Linked DNA regions of Mus musculus: region 2 is linked to region 1. A link is a loop called in an ENCODE intact Hi-C map of the cell type or tissue named here. Cell type or tissue: heart. All regions are shown on one strand. Links, peaks and the distances in the headings refer to the core of each region. The heading gives the core; the rest is flanking DNA. Region 1 holds the start of Gm32988 (a long non-coding RNA gene). Region 2 has its middle 7.2 kb from the start of 1700040P09Rik.

Region 1 (8,327 bases), core at 55-8,054:
TGCTTGCTGTACAAGCACGTATGACCTGACTTCCATCTCCCAAACCCCACAGTGGAAAGACAGAGCCGACCCCCAAAAGGATAGCCCCTGGCCACACACGCCTGTTGTGACGTGCGCGCTCCTGCATGCAAACTCATCAGACACACAATAATTATAAGCGAACTAAACATTTCGGTCTCGTGCAACAAAAGCTGGATTCCATTTTGTTACTAAAAGTAAAGGGGAAACGGATCAGAATTAAGTCAGCGAGGGTTTGGAGGGGGGGGCTTGCTGTGTCCCCGCCAGCAAGCTGTGCGGTCGACCAGCTCAGCTCTTCCTCTCTCCAGGCTCTATGCTGGGAAGTAGGGGAAATAACCCACCCATACCTTTGGGGGGGGCGCGGGGGGCGGAGGGCGTGGTTGACTCTGTAGCTGATAGTGCTTCATGAATGTGATGAGAAATAAAAATGTAAGAAAAAAATTCTTCTGAAATGTCAGGGATAATTTTAGAGATCCCAGAAGGGCTTCAGAAGGGCGGCAAATCAGAAAGTAATCCCATGCGCTGCAGGAGCTAACTGGCCACGGGAAGGAGTGAGGTGACTGGAGGGATAAGAAAGCTCCCCTACTTCCCTTTTATTATTATTTTTAGCTCACTTTGTAAACCAGGTTGGCCTCGAACTCAGAAAACCGCCTGCCTCTGCCTCCCAAGTGCTAGGATTAAAGGCATGCGTCACCACTGCCCAGCGTTCCCCTACTTCCTATTGGTTCCTTTTCAATCTCTTTCCCTTACATTACATTAACAATGTAACCACTGGGCCCTGCTTTGTGACACGTAGCTCACGTTTCCTCCTGGGATTCTGATTCTAAGAGCACCGTGGCCTCCAAGTTCACGCTAAAACCACCCCTTCTCTTGCCTGGGGACCAACCTGTGCAGCCCTTCTGCTGTCAGATCTGTGATTTCTTTTACCTGTGCACCCTGAACAGGAGGCCAAGTGCCTTTGGCTAACTGATGGCCGGCAGAGGCACCACCCACCCTCCCCTTGCCCTGCCCACTATCCCTTTCTTCTTGGTTGGAACAATCTTGTTCCCTTATATTGGAACTGCCGTTTTTTGTTTGTTTGTTTTTGTTTTTTGGAAGGCTGTGGAATATCTAGGAGGTGGAGCTTGGCTTGAGGAAGTGCACCACTGGGGGAGGGGCCTTGAGGTTGATAGGAAGACCCCTCTTCCTATCCTTTCTCTTCCTGATTGCAGGTGCAGCGTTACCAGCTGCCACACCCAAATAAACTCTTCCTCCCTTAAGCTACTTCTCATCAGGTATTTTGGTCATGGAGACAAGGAAAGGAAAGAATATGAACTTCCAACCCTTTACAGCTCCCTTCCACGGTCACTCCTTCCTTGGTGTTTGCTTCTTATTGGATCCAGATGGCTAGAGCTTTTCTCTTCGTGGAGTGAGCACAAGGGGATTTCAGCCATCCAAACTCATGACCCTCTGCTCCCAAAGAGACAGAGTTCCACTCTGTCGTGGTTAGGACCCCAGGTTTAGGATCAGGCAAGTCAAAGTAAAAGGGCTACTCGCAGTCACGTGACCCTTAGGCAGCCTCTTTGCTCACTCTACATCTCCTCTTCCCCCAGCTCCTCAATCAGTGATTCTCAGTCAGGACAGACCTTGGCACCTCCCATCCCCCAGACATTTGCCATCAGAGGGTGATAACTCTATGTCACAATGGGTCCAAACAGAAGCATGGAGGAGAGGCCCGAGATAACTGCTGAATATCCAACAGTAAAGAAAGAGCCCTCTGCAATGGACTGGTCAGCCTCAGTGTCCACCACGGCAAGGTTGAAATGTCCTGTGTTAAATGGAGATATTCATGGGCGCTACTCGAAGAGCTTGTCTTCAGAACCGAGGGCTCATCCCTATCTGTCATTTCTGCCTCCTTTCAGTTTCCTGAGTCCATGAGGGCAGAGGCCAGATGACTCTCAGCCAATGTTCTGCATCATCAGTAGTAATGGACATGGGCAGAGTTGAGCAAATATTTTTATTTGTTGAAATATGGGTCAAGTCTTTCCAGCCTCTGGAACAAGGTCCGAAAATAAGTGAGTCTCAGTATTTGTTGAATGGCTGGTTCTGTTTGTTTGTTTGTTTGTTTGAAAATTTCATTACTGTTGGCACTCTGTCTGGACTCCACCCCCACAGTTACCTGGCAACAGCCAGGTATGCTTCTCCCTACAGTTACCTGGCAACAGTCAGGTAGGCCTGGACCACTATAAAAGGGACTGCTTGGCTCCTCCCCTCTCTCTTGCCTCTTCTTACCTCTCTTGCCCTCTCGCTCTCCATACCCTCCCCCCCCCCCCCCGCTCTCCACGTGTTCATGGCTGGCCTCTTCTCTACTCTCTCCCTCTCTCTGCCTTTCTCTGACTCTACTACTCTCTTAACTCCCCTCCCCATGCCCTGAATAAACTCTATTCTATACTATACCGTTGTGTGGCTGGTCCCTGAGGGGGAAGGGATGCCTTGGCATGGGCCCTCTGAGACACCCTCTTCCCCCACACCTCCCCACACCCCTATAGAACATATCTTACTAGCTCTTTATCGTTTTACGATCACAACAATTACCCACTAATGTATGTGCTTTGGGAGACTTGTAAGAGACAGGCCTGGTCTTCTTTCTCCTTGTGTTCTCTGACAAGGTAGATGGTTCGTCAAAGAAATGACTTCCAAAGGCCCAAGACCTCTGTCAGCCAACCATGGAGCAGGGAGCCAGAAACAAAGTCATGGAGAGTTTTGGATAAAAGTCTTGCTGTTTAGGGGAAAAAGAAAAAGAAAAAAGAAAAAAAAAAAAAAAAAAAAAAGGAAACCAGGCCAGGCTTTGTGTAGCTTCACTGTGAAACAAGAGCTGTTTTCTGGGCCCAGAACCTGCTGTGTCCCATGTTTAATTTCTTCCATCTGTCTGGTATCTGACCTCTGCTGCCCTCTAAGCCATTGCCACATATTGTCTGCCTATGTTCCCATATAAGGCCATCTCTCTCTCTCCCTCCCTCTTGTCCTCTCCCTCTCTCTCTCTTTCTCAGGGTTGGACAGCAACACTGCTAGCTTCCTCCCCCCTCCCTCCCCCTGCCTTCCCTGGCAGCCTCTGCTGCCTGGATGGCCGGCTGAGAGTGGGAAGGGGCAGGGGGCTGCCAAGGAATGCGATCGGTTTATTTTTACTCCAGCTGAATTCTTTGCTTGGCCCGCAGGCCTCAGCCACTCGGGGATGTCACATGCCGATAAGCTAGTGGGGTGACTAAGATCTGTGGCTCAAATCTACAACACCCCAGGTGTGAGCCTTCGTCATGGAGTTGGGGGCAGAGGGGAGGGAGCAGGCAAGGGACATTGAGGTCATGGGATTCGCTTGTTTCCATTGCTCTGGGTCCTGTTCCCAGAAGGGCAAGTTTGGTCCTTCTGAGAAGCAATGTCAGGGCCTGAGATCTGTAACCACTGAGGCCCATCTCTGGGCAAAACTCAACACCTGCTAGGACATGGGGGTGAAGCTAGGTATCCGAGTGAACTGAGTAGCCTTGTGACCCTTTGAGACCTCACTCTGTTTTCTTCTCTATCAAAATAGCAACAGTACATTTGTTTGACACTATTCTGTTGTTGTAATGAAAACGTGCCCCATCGGGCAGGATTTTTGGTCTGTCTTGTTCTGTACTATTGCAGTGGCCCTTGTACTTGTAGTGCCTGGCACACAGTAGGTGGACACATATGTATAAAGCAATGCCATAAAATGTTTTTGTTTAGTGGCACCCAAGAAATAACAGCTGATTTGACCTTAGCCCATTTTGTGCTCATGGGCATCTGATAGACACCAGTTAAGTGCCAGGCCATTTTAGGCACTGAACAACATAGCAGTGGACAAGGCAAGAAAGCTAGAAGATGGCTCAGTTGCTAGAATGCTCACTTGTTCAATATATGTCCTTTGGGATGGGGTCTTTCCCTCAGCACAGTATCCTACGGGTTCGTCCATGGTACAGCATGTACCAGTACTTCATGTGTGTGTGTTTATATACACAGATGCCTGCAGATGCACATGTGTGCCCATACTAATGGAAGCCATATATCAATGTCCACTGTCTTTCTCAATTACTGTCTGTCTGTCTGTCGAGACAGGGTTTCTCTGTAGCCTTGGCTGCCCTGGAACTCACTATGCAAACCAGACTGGCCTCGAACTCAGAGTTCCTCCTGGTTCTGCTGCCTCCTGAGTGCTGGGATTAAAGGCAGATGCCACCATTGCCCAGCGCTACCTAAGTTACTTTCAATATGGTCTCTCACTGAACCTGGTACCCATCATTTTGGCCTAGACTGACAAACCGTTGAGCTCCAAGCATCCTCCTGATTCTCCCTTTCCATGCCTGACATTTCCCCATGGACTCTAAGGATTTAAATCAAGTCCTCATGCCTGCACAGCAAGCACCTCATCCCCCCAGCCCCTATTTTCTCTGCTTCTTGGGCAGACTCTCGTTTTTACTTTACAATGCACCAACCACGGTTTCCTTGTTCATACATTGGCTTATCCATCCTTTGGGTTCTGTCATTCCATCTGGTGCCCTATCAAAACCTTGCCCTGACGTCACCCATTCAGGAGACTGAGAAGGTCTTGGTCACGTGAGGAATGAAGCCCACCTGTGTCCCTCTGTTCCTGGCCTCTTCTCACCCTCTCCCACCCTCCCGTCAACCTTTTCCCGAATGGTTCTGAGTTTTGTAACAGCCCCAGAGGCAGCTCTATCGCTGGCTACCCTTAAATACTCCCCCTGGAAGTCTATAAATACACCAAACATTTAGCTCAGGAAAAGAAGAGAGAGAAAAAAAAAAGCATCGGAGAAGCATCCAGAACAAAAATATACTTTCGTTTCCATCACTGGCCAATGTGTGTGTGTGTGTGTGTGTGTGTGTGTGTGTGTGTGTGTGTTTTGTCCATTTTCCTCTGCTTTGACTCTGAAGTGTTTGCTTGGAGTTTTGTTTTTTTGTTTTGTTTTTTTTTCCAACCATTAGCTCCACATGGGTGGAGACAAGGCTGCTTAGCTGAATGTAGCAACACACGCCTGCAATCCAGTGCAGGAGACAAGAAAACTATGAGTTCAAGGTCAGCCTGGATTCTGAGGTTCTAGCTCAGAAAGAGAGGGAAGGTGGGGGCAGGTAAATGTGTTTGCCACACAAGCCTGATGACCTGGATCCAATCCCCAGAACCCACAAAAAGTTGGGTATGGCAACACCTATCTGTATCTCCTACCTTGGGAAGTGGAGACAGGAGAGTTGTCCCAAAGTTCACAGGTCGGTATGAAGTATGAGTATGAAGACACAAGCGAGCTACTATTTAATGAGTCAGAAGGGAGGAACTGACTCCTCAGGGTTAGTCTCTGACCTCCACACAATCAGGTTTCTTCATGCACATATACACATAAAATAATACCAACAAAAGTTAGACTATAGGGAGAGCGGGCTGCTTCAAGAGCCCCCTAGAGGCAAAGAAAACCCCACAATATGTTGATGTCAACCCTTGCAGAGTCCCTTAGCCACCTACCTTAGCCACCTTTCCTTCACTCTTCCATTACCCTGGGGGTGGGCCGCCTCTACCTTAATGGGATTGCCAACTGACAGAGGTCATCATTGATCTGCATGGATGACTTTATTATTTTGTAACTGCTGAAGTCTGACGTTGAGTCCCTCTTGTGCTATGAATGGACTCTCATGATAGGGTGCCCCACTCCATGGGCACACATGCTTAGGGATGCCAGCTTCCAGGGGTTTTCTGCAGGAGTGAAACTTTGAGTATGCCCACTCATCATCCCAGCCTGCAGCTCCATTCACAACCAACAGCTCTTCTGCCTCCATGAGAAGCCCGGGACAAGGACTGAGAGTCATTCAGACCGGAAGCCACAGGACTTGTGGCATGGCCTCTGTGGAGTGTTCCCATCTTTTCTAGGGCCCTGTCTCTAACCTGGGATACCTCTTGTCTCTGTTGACCCCCTTGAAAGGGGGGTGTCTCCTCTTCTCCCCCAAAGATTTCACAGCTTCTGTAGCAAGTGCAGATTTGCTATGGGAAGCATAGCCCAGTATCAGCAATGGGAATTGCTTCCCGAGGAGGAGAAATTGGGCCAGGCCGTGCCACACACGGTAATATTGGAGTGAGTTCTGACAGGTTTGTGAAGTGTTTCTCAAGGCTGCTGGTAAATAGCTCTCAGCCTTACTGATGATGGTTTGAGCCCCTGGGGGAATGTCGGGTGATGACTATATTTCAATCCAAATGGATAACCAAGGAGTCTATATAAATTGTAATAGAATTTTGGCTACTTTATTTAGCCCATTCATCTGGACAGTGATTTTCGGGCTTTGCAAAGTGTAGTCCATTTGCAAACACAAAATCCATTACTGGGAAAGCCTGACAAAGTGTAGCACCAGGCATGCATTTAATTAGACCTCCTGGAATCTCGTCCGTTTAGCTGAATGTTTCAGAGACTATTTATCTTTCTGCCTTTTAAGAGAGCACATCCTGCTACCACATGTGCCCACAAGATCCAACCGCCAGAGCGGAGAGAGCTTGGGGTACACTCAAACCTCAATTCAGGTTTCCATTTAGATCTAATGACTTTCATCTCCACGTAGCCTAGATGACCAAGGTGTTAAATGACAATTCTTGGGTCATGAAATGACCCACTTCTGAGTGTGTCCCAGTGTCTGGGTCATTTTCCCCTGTTTCCAAAGGATAAGATAACTCGGGTAGTGTGCACAGCCACCCCAGATGGGATGGCATCTTGGAAACTGGCATTCACTGAATGCTCGTTCAGGATCCAGAAATATCTCCTGGTCAGGATGATAAGTCTAAATTTAAGGCCCCAAACAGAAAACTGGCTTGGATTCATTGGATTCTGCACAGGGAGGCTTTTGTTTGGAAGTTCTGAACTGAAAAGGGGCTGGAGACGGTGCATGTGTGGCCCCCCTCAGACGTCTGTGAAGATCTAGGGACTCTACTATTACCCCTGTGGACCCTTGCCATCACGAGAGACAGATTTTTTTTTTTTTTGGGTGGGGAAACAAAGAAGAAACATTGTATCCACTCCATACAATGAATACATGTGCATTTTCTTTCGTTTTAAATTATCTCCTGTGCCCTTATGTGGAGCTCAGAGGACGAGTTTCAGGAGACTGTTCTTTCCTTCCACTCTGTGGGCTCCAGAAATCAAACTCAGGTCATGAGGCTCGGCAGCAAGAGCCTTTACTACTGACTCAGTTTCCCTCCCTCCCGCCTAGCACAGGCTGGCCTCAAGCTCATTATGTGATTAAGGATGACCTAGAATGGCTGAGAGTCTCGCCTTTAACTCCTCGGCGCTGCCCGTTTTAAGTGGTGCTGGGGATCAAACCCAGGGCTTTGTGCATTCTAGGCAAGCGCTCTACCAATTCAGCCACATTCCCAGCTTTGAGACATAGTAGCAGTCTCTCCCAACACAACTGGCCAATACTTGCTCTTGATGAAACACCATCTCTTCCTCTGCTAACAAGCCCAGCCCTTCCTTTTGGAGAGCCACCCTCATCCACTGTTCCTGGTGCTGTAAGAAAAGAATTGATTGATTCAAGAATGGTTTGAACCGGGGTGTGGTGTCCGTGCCTATATAAGGTGGAGCCAGGGCAGAGTTTGAGGCCAGCCTGGGCCACACAATGAGTTCCAAACAGGTCTGGGCAATATGTTAAAGACCATGTTTCAAACAAACAAACAAACAAACCAAGCAAACAGAATGGAGTGTGGCACAGTGGTATCCCAGCTACACAGGAGGAGTACCCCAGCTGAGACAGGAGGACCAAAGATCCAAGGTCAGCATGGGTGACTTACCAAGACTGCTTCTTTTTCTCCTCCTCCTCCTCCTCCTCCTCCTCCTCCTCCTCCTCCTCCTCCTCCTTCTTCTTCTTCTTCTTGAGTCAGGGCTTCTCTGTGTCTGTTCTTTGGCTGTCCTGGAACTCACTCTGTAGACCAGGCTGGCCTCAAACTCAGAGATCTGCCTGCCTCTGCCTCCCAAGTGCTGGGATTAAAGGCATGCGCCATCACTGCCTGGCTTGCAAGACTGTTTCAAAATCAAATATGACCAAAAGCATTTTTTAAAAATTTAAAAAGGGAATCATCTCCGGGTCCGGGGAGATGGCTTAGGCATTAAAATCATGTGCTGCTCTTCCAGAGAACCCAAGTTTGATTCTTGTCACACACACATAATGGCTGGTAGCAGTCTCTAACTCCATTTCCAAGGGTCTGATGCTCTCCCTTCTGGCCTCCATGGGCACTGCATGCATGTGGTGTACACACACGCAGACAAAAACATCTGTAC
Region 2 (8,327 bases), core at 185-8,184, 99 kb after region 1:
CTCACATGTAGCTCTGAAAGGGAAATTTTAGTCCAGTACCTCTCAGCCCTGCCAACAAGTGCGCCACTAGCTGCCCCATAGCCACTTAGGGTACTCTTGTCCCCTTCTATGGGCATGCAATGCTGGTGGAGGACCCTTGTTCCTCTGGCTGTCCCCAGGAGCCACAAAGACCACAGTCTAATGTCCCAGCTGGCCCATCAGCTTTGCCCACACTGCTTCTGAATGTATACTTACTGGCCACAGGTCCCAGCTCTCCTGTCCCTGTGCCCTGCTGTCCTCTGGTTAATAAGCAGCTCACTTAAAGACACCGAGGAGCCTTTGGAGAAGCAGAGAAAGCCTGTGGTTCCCAGAGTGCAGGCCAGGAAGGCCTGGACTCAGCCCAGGATCTCCGGGCCTGTTCATGTTCTCTACCCTTTGTAGGCTTCCTTGTGGACGGCAGAGGATCCCCACCCAAAAGCCGCAGTAGACAGCTAGGTGAGGCAGTGAGGTAGTTATTAATCACAGGGAGGCATGCTGAAGCCTGAGGTCCCTTCCTGGACGAGCTTTAGTTTTTTTTCCTGAGAGACCAGATCTACGAGCTCCCTGAACTTCAAGCACTAACCTCGATCCCCCCTCTCCAGGGCCCAGCAACTGCTGGGGTGGCTCTCTTTCCACCCACCCCTTCCCACCCATCTGCCTAGCCAACCTCAGGACCTTTGGATTTGACCTTGAGAAGTCTCTGTAGAAGGGAACACTGGGGAGTGTGTATCACACACACACACACACACACACACACAGAGAGAGAGAGAGAGAGAGAAAGAGAGAGAGAGAGAGAGAGGCCACTGGCTCTAAATCCAACAGCACAAGGGGAGTTGGAGCCCCTCCCAGGACTTGCCCATTCTCAAGGTCTTGGTGACCTTTCACACCTCCTGCAGGGATCCCCATTGCCAGCAGAACTGTTTTGTTGAAGCCCAGCAACAGGACAGGTTGAACAAGAGATCTCTTGACAAATGCTTAATCCTCCCTGACTTGGCCTCGGGTTGCTTAGCCAAATTTATCGGACACTGCTGGTGCCCACGGAAACATTACCTTTGTTCCAGGCATTGTGTCTGGATGTGGGAATCCAGGGTCAACAAGGTGGAGGCCCTGTTCTTGAGGACAGACTAGTGAGAGAAATGGTATAAAACAGAGAGCCCACTCCTTCCATACACTGCCATCCACCCCTGCTCTCCACACCCCTCCTCTCACCCCCTCTGCCTCTTGTAACTTATAAACTGGTTGCAGATCTACAAAAGAGGGTCATTGGACACAGAGGTGGCAGTCACTTGGGTCTGGAAACCCAACACCGTGGAGGTTGAGGAAGAGAGACAGTTCAAGTCCAGCCTGGACTAAAGAGTAGACAGCGAGCAGTTACTGTAAAACTGGATAGAACGAGACTAGTGAGATGCTCCACAGATAGACACCTGCCACCAAGCCTGATGACCAGAGTTTGGTCCCCCAGCCCACGTGTTGAGAGAACCGGCTCCCAAAAGCTGCTCTCTCATTTCCATTCATGTACTTTGACATTTGCACATCCAAACAAATACATCCACAAGAAATTTTTTTTTTCAAGTGGACTCAGTGACTGCTCTTCCAGAGCATCCAGGGTCAGTTCCCAGCATCCACACAGTAACTCACATCTGTAACTCATATCTGTAACTACAGTAACAAGGAATGCAAGGCCCTCTCCTGGCCTCCACCAGCCCTGTGCACATGTGGTGCCCAGACATTCAGACCCTGGCTGTCCTGGAACTCACTCTGTAGACCAGGCTGGCCTCGAACTCAGAAATCCACCTGCCTCTGCCTCCCGAGTGCTGGGATTAAAGGCATGCGCCACCACGCCCAGCTTATAGAGCCTGATTTATAAAGGCAACCTGGAACTCACTAGATAGACCAGACTGGCCTTGACCTCAGAGGTCCATCTGAGTGCTGCGATCAAAGGCATATGCCACCATTCCTGGCTGAGATGGCATATAGAGCCTGGCACACAGGGCTGGGCCAGTGACGGCTGCATTTGTTTTCTCAGAAGGATAACATTTGCCTAAGGAGCAGTGGATTAATGAAATAATCTGGGGTCCTTGTTCTTCTGCACTAACTACTGCTTACATTTGGCCAGCGCATCTCCCCTGCAACATCTTCATGGGGAACGATAACTCGCTGACGAGTACCCAAGGATGGGGAGAGGCTACGTCGGTGGCGTGCTCTCCTAGCAAGCATAGAAAGACGGTGACTCAGGGCCAGTGAGATGGCTCAGAGCAGTGGTTCTCAACCCTTTTGGGGTCAAATGAGCCTCTCACAGGAGTCACATATTAAATATCCTGCATATCAGATATTTATGTTACAGTTTGTAACAGTTGCAAAATTACGGTTACGAAGCAGCCACGAAAATAATTTTGTGGTTGGGGGTGTGTGGTCACCACAACATGAGGAACTGTACTAAAGGGTAGCAGCATTAGGAGTGTTGAGAACCAATGGCTCAGAGGTTAATGGTGCTTGCCACTAAGCATGGTGGCCTGAGGCCAATACTCAGGACCTGCATAGGAGAAGGAGAGAACCAAGTCCCAAAATAGTCTTACTGCCTCCGTACATGTAGTGTGGCATATTCATGCACACGAACACATGCACGTGTAGATATAATAAAAAAAAAAGTTAAAGACCTGGGTTTGATACCCAGCACTACTTAAACTGGATGCAGTAGCCTAGACCTATAAGCCTGGCACTCAAGAGAGAGAGGCAGGAAGATCAGGAGTTGACCACCATCCTCAGCTACATAGCAAGGTGGAGGCCATCTTGGGATATAGAAGACACTGTGTATAAATCAAGTTTATAATAATAGGGTTGTGTTCTGCAGTGCATGAGACTCTGAATCCTATCTCCAGTCCCACAGGTAGGTAGGTAGGTAGGTAGGTAGGTAGGTAGGTAGGTAGGTAGGTTGGTAGGTTGGTAGGTAGGTAGGTAGGTAGGTAGGTAGGTAGGTAGGTACGTAGGTACGTAGGTAGGTAGGTAGGTAGGTACATAGGTAGGTAGGTAGGTAGGTAGGTAGGTAGGTCGGTAGGTAGGTAGGTAGGTAGATCGGTAGGTAGGTAGGTAGGTAGGTAGGTAGGTACATAGGTAGGTAGGTACGTAGGTAGGTAGGTAGGTACATAGGTAGGTAGGTACGTAGGTAGGTAGGTAGGTACATAGGTAGGTAGGTGGGTAGGTGGTAGGTAGGTACGTAGGTAGGTAGGTAGGTAGGTAGGTTGGTAGGTTGGTAGGTAGGTAGGTAGGTAGGTAGGTAGGTCGGTAGGTAGATCGGTAGGTAGGTAGGTAGGTAGGTCGATAGGTAGGTAGGTACATAGGTAGGTAGGTAGGTAGGTAGGTAGGTAGGTAGGTAGGTCGGTAGGTAGGTAGGTAGGTAGATCGGTAGGTAGGTAGGTAGGTAGGTAGGTAGGTAGGTAGGTCGGTAGGTAGGTAGGTAGGTACGTAGGTAGGTAGGTCGGTAGGTAGATCGGTAGGTAGGTAGGTAGGTAGGTAGGTAGGTAGGTAGGTTGGTAGGTTGGTAGGTAGGTAGGTAGGTAGGTAGGTCGGTAGGTAGATCGGTAGGTAGGTAGGTAGGTAGGTCGATAGGTAGGTAGGTACATAGGTAGGTAGGTAGGTAGGTAGGTAGGTAGGTAGGTAGGTCGGTAGGTAGGTAGGTAGGTAGATCGGTAGGTAGGTAGGTAGGTAGGTAGGTAGGTAGGTAGGTCAGGTAGGTAGGTAGGTAGGTCGGTAGGTATATCGGTAGGTAGATCGGTAGGTAGGTAGGTAGGTAGGTAGGTAGGTAGGTAGGTGCGAGCCATTAAAGCCCCAAGAGTTCAAACTGCGCAGCCTCTGGGAAGCCCTGAAGACTGAAGTTCCAGGGAGGCAGAGACTGGGAAAGAAGCTGGTGTCCTGTGTTAGTGAGGCCCCATTGTCTGAGCTAATCCTTGAGGCTTGACCCCCTCTGGTTTGGTTCACATTTTCCCAGAGAAGAGCATTCCCTGATAAAATGTTCCCTCCCTGGGTCCTCGGTGCCTCTTTACAGAGTACCAGGAGGCACTGGGGCTGTCCACACTTAAGCCTCACCTGCCTGAGATGGGCAGCCAGCTCCCCTAATCACTCGCCACAGCTTAACCACCCGCTCCTGACCCCCTCCCCAAGCCCCCACCCATCTCTGGTTTTGTTCCCTCAGCTCCTTAATCAAATTAAGGGAAAGGAGAGGGTTTAGATAGGGTTGCTAAATATATTTCTGTTCAGGGGATAGAGAAAACGACGATGACGGGCTGGGGAGGAGGGGGAGTGTGAAATTCCTTAATGGAATGTGTCCTAGCCTCCTTTCCCTCGACCGACCAAGCCTGCTTGGATCACCTCTCTGCAGTAAAGTGCTTGTCCATCGTCCCTATCTCCTGGAGATAATGCCCCATGGCAGTGCGCCACCCCTCACCCCCCCCCCCCCGGAAAGGTCTGCTGAGGCCATCGGACCCTGTGAGCCGAGCTGACCCTGGTCTATATATTTCACAGGACACCTTGGCCGTGCAGGGGCGACTGGGCTCGCTGTGGATGTGACACCAACAGAAACCAAACTGTTGGCAGGCAGCCGGAGGGCACAGTTCACAGGGTACACTTTCCCCACACCAGGTTTTTTGGAAAAAAAATTTCTGTTTCAAATACACTAAACTATAAAGGGGAAAGAAAAGCCACCACGATCGCTGCCTAGCCTCTGGTGGTCTGTCTGTGAAGTGCCTGTATATGCATGCTTACTGGGAAGTGGACTCGGACACACACAGTGCCTATATGCTTCTCTTATATTTACCTTAGCACCTTAGTGTCCCATCCATCAACATTTCGTCAGAAACACCTCTGTCTGATTTCATTGTACATTGATCTTGGGGCGAATGGGTCCATGAGCCACAATAGATGTGTAGTGCTACGATGACCTCTGTGATGTAGAGGTCAGAGGACAACCTGAGGGTCACCATGAGGATCCTGGGTACCAAACGCAAGCCCTGCAGCAAGCACCTCTTCCTGCTAAGCCACGTTGCCAGGCCCTGGAAATAATTTCTAAAAAACGTACTTCACATTTGTCCCTTATCAATGTTAAGATAAATGTTGCTCACACAATCTCATCTCAGAGGCCAGGGACTCTTAAGAATGTTAGGGACTATGTGACATGAAATCTTGCAGGAAGTGACTCAAGCTAAAGGTAAGGACGGTGAGGCCCAGGGAGGTGAAGGAACTTATCCTCAGTCCCTAGGATCCTGCAACATGGGCACAAACTTAACCTACCAGTGGCTTTTTTGTTTTTTTGTTTTTCCCCAGTGTTGGGACTAGATCCCAGGACCTCATGGGTGTCAGATATGAGCATATGTACTGTGGATCTGTGTCTCCAGCTTCTCATGGGCTTTTTTGACATCTAAGTGAAATTCTCCATGAGTTTATCATGAATAATTCTCCTGTTATTGGGCATGCATTTTTCCCCAACAGCTTAGCTTCAAACCACCATGGTTTGCACCTCTTGCTATTTTTTTTTCTCCCAGAACCTTTTTCCTATAAGTGAAATGACCAAATGGTTCCTTTAACAGCCTCTTTCCATATTACCAAGTGCCTTCCCAGAAAGCCACCGTGGCACTCCCACAGATGTGAGGAGGAGATGGCCCTCTTTTGAAAGCAATCCCAGTTTGGTCGGTGGAAGTTCTCCCCCCTCCATGTGATTTGCATTTTCCTTGATCGCTGGTGAAGCTGAACTTGCCTTTACAGGTTTATTAGGCAGTCATCTCTCCACGAGTACTTGCCACAGGGCAGCTTTGTCACCACTGCCTGGCTCTCCCTCTCTCCAGTCTGCACCCAGTCACTCGAGGGAGTCCTGTGAGAAAGAATCTGCTTTCACATTCCATATGCCCTATGCAGAACTTTGGTCATAATAAGGACATATGCCGTGGTTCAGACTTCTATTTCCTCTCCCCCACCCCAGCCACACCTGACTCGCTTTGGGGGCTCCTGCCACACTGCCACACCTCAGAGGCAAGAGGGTCAGAGTGCAAGATTTCCCTTCCACCTAATCTGCCATCCTCAGGCGGTTCCAGAGGGAGGATCTCTCTCTACAGGCAGTACCCAGGCTAGAGCCAGCAGGCCAGTGCCCTTGGTTTTCTCTTCCCAGGAAACTTAAATTCCTATTGCTCTCTGGGGAGGTGAGAGAGCAATGGGGCCAAAGAAAGGACCTCTGTTTCTCATGAGCCTGTGGCCTCAGCTGCCCGGCCTCCCTACTGAGGTTCTGATGGGCTCTCCTAATCTTCAGAGAGGCCTCCTTGGCACTAGAGGGGCATGAGCCAATATCTCCCTTGGGTGTGTGAGCCCCTTCCTCTGGCTGGTGCACAGTGGGTACAGAAGACACCACTCAGAGCTGAAGGAGGCAGGCGCTGATGTCCTCAGGGTCCAGGAGACTATGCAGGAATCCCCTCCTCCAGGGTCCAGCTGCGTGTCTGGCATTGTCCCTGCGGGTGTGGCTCCTATGCACAGGCACCCAATCTTGCCTGCTACACCTAGAATTGTTAGCCTCAAGATTGGACAGTGTGACCTCCTCAATCTCTATGGGCTACCAGAAATATCTCTCAGTTCCTTAGGCAGAGTCAGGGTTCAAAAGCCCATTTGTCATCCTCGACTGTCCCAGCTTTAGAGGTTGAAGGGACTGGAGGGTGTTAAGTGCCAAGAAAAAAAAAAAAGTCAGTTGGGGAGGGGCAGGAATCAGAACATGACTCAGCTCACGGCGGCACCATTATGCCAACACAGCACCAACAGTGTCCAACACCCCAGTCCGTTCTCTGGCAAAGCAGCCGTTATGCATCAGGGAAACAAAGGCTTAGAAGCCACCTTCTGACCTCAGCCACACGGGACAAAGCTGGGTTGAAGGGCAAATGTCACACAGCAGTGCGTGATGCAGACCAGTGAACTCTGGCTGACCCAGAGAGGCCTCGCAGAGCTTCAGCTACAGCAGGTGGAGCCTGCAGGCAGGGATGTAGGATGTGAAGGGGTCCCTGCAGGGATGTAGGATGTGAAGGGGACTTGTGGGAACGGATGTCCTCACAGTCCCAGAGGTGGATATGCAGCAGCCGTGGTCAGGATTCTTGACTGGATCCTTCAAGGTACTAAAGAATGCCTAAGGTGGCCAAGGTACCTTGTAGATTGATGACCAACAGGAGACAAGAGATAAGAATTATGGCAAACAATTGGTTTATACAGTCTTGGGGGTTGGCTGGGGAAAGCCCATCCACTGCCCTGGAAGCTCCCAGAAGCTGTGTCACATGGGTGAAATTTCTTCTACAGGGAAACTTTGACTTGATGTCAGTTTATAAACTCCTTAAACTCAAGTAATTATAAACACTAATCATCTACAAAGCACACACACGCATACACACACACACAGCAGAGCAGAGCAGCAGTTTGAGACTGACATGGGCTGTGAAAGTCTTGGAAGGGAAGAGGGGGGCAGGAGGAGAACCTTCCATAAACTCGGAACCAGGCGTCAGTGACACACTTTTAATCCCAGCACTTGGCGATAGAGGCAGGTCCATTTCAGAGTTCAAAGCCAGCCTGGACTATGGAGGAAATTCCAGGGCAGCCAGTGCTGCACAGAGAAACCCTGTCTCGAAGACATGCTCAAGCCACGTCATAGTAAAGGAGGGTCATTTTAGTTAGCATTTGCTTCTCCTTTGGTTGTGAGGACTTCTTGGGTAGACACAATTTTAAGTGGAGATGAAGCTTAAAATTGTGTGTGACTAGGATAAACCAAGAGAAGGGAACCAAGTCAGCGTGTGAGAACTGTACCATGAGGGCATCCTGTTATCTTTCCTTATCCCCACAGTCTCCAACTAGGGCTGGGGATGCAGCTCAAAATGCTAGAGTGCTTTGCCTGGCAGGCCCAGGGCTAGGCTCTACTGCCCCACCCCCAGCCCCAACACCACCTGAACATGTGCAGCGGCAAAAACCATCACTAGCAATCTGAAGGTACAGGCTGGAGAAGCTCAAGGTCAAGGTCATCCTGAGCTATGAGACACAGCTTTCAGACAGTAGAGGGGGGGGGCAATCTCTACAATGGAAGGCTGCTTTGTTTTAACCTTGGGAGCCAGGGAGGAAAATGGGTTTGTCATGGATCTCTTCTGCAGTGACACCTCATTTTCCCAAGGATGATTCAGGACAGGTCAGTTTGTTGACAGGTCCCTGCCTGCCCGTGTGTCCAGCAGACAGGGAGTCAACTCCAGCCGAGGTCAACCAGTTGGGGAATCCTTGGACTGAAAGCGAGACTGAGGTTTCTAAAA

The links. Peaks named below come from ENCODE experiments on the same cell type or tissue, not always from the same donor. Only the 100,000 strongest peaks of a DNase experiment are listed, where the experiment ranks them.
Region 2: a loop joins it to region 1, with 9 times the contacts of the local background. A loop is called at or near these places in 7 of 42 quality-filtered maps.

Annotation. Positions count from the first base shown.
Region 1 is chr5:122,616,366-122,624,692 of GRCm38, reverse strand. It overlaps Gm32988 (a long non-coding RNA gene), which reads right to left and starts at 591. Exons shown (of 3, transcript XR_387697.3): 1 at 1-591. In heart, for the core only: no CTCF peak of the experiment used is centred there; DNase peaks (open chromatin) are centred at 3,122 and 6,782; H3K4me3 peaks cover 513 bases; H3K27ac peaks cover 6,532 bases.
Region 2 is chr5:122,517,035-122,525,361 of GRCm38, reverse strand. No RefSeq gene overlaps it. Among named protein-coding and RNA genes, the nearest start is that of 1700040P09Rik, 7.2 kb to the right of the region's middle. In heart, for the core only: a CTCF peak has its summit at 4,737; DNase peaks (open chromatin) are centred at 971, 4,311, 4,441, 6,131 and 2 weaker places; H3K4me3 peaks cover 974 bases; H3K27ac peaks cover 6,463 bases.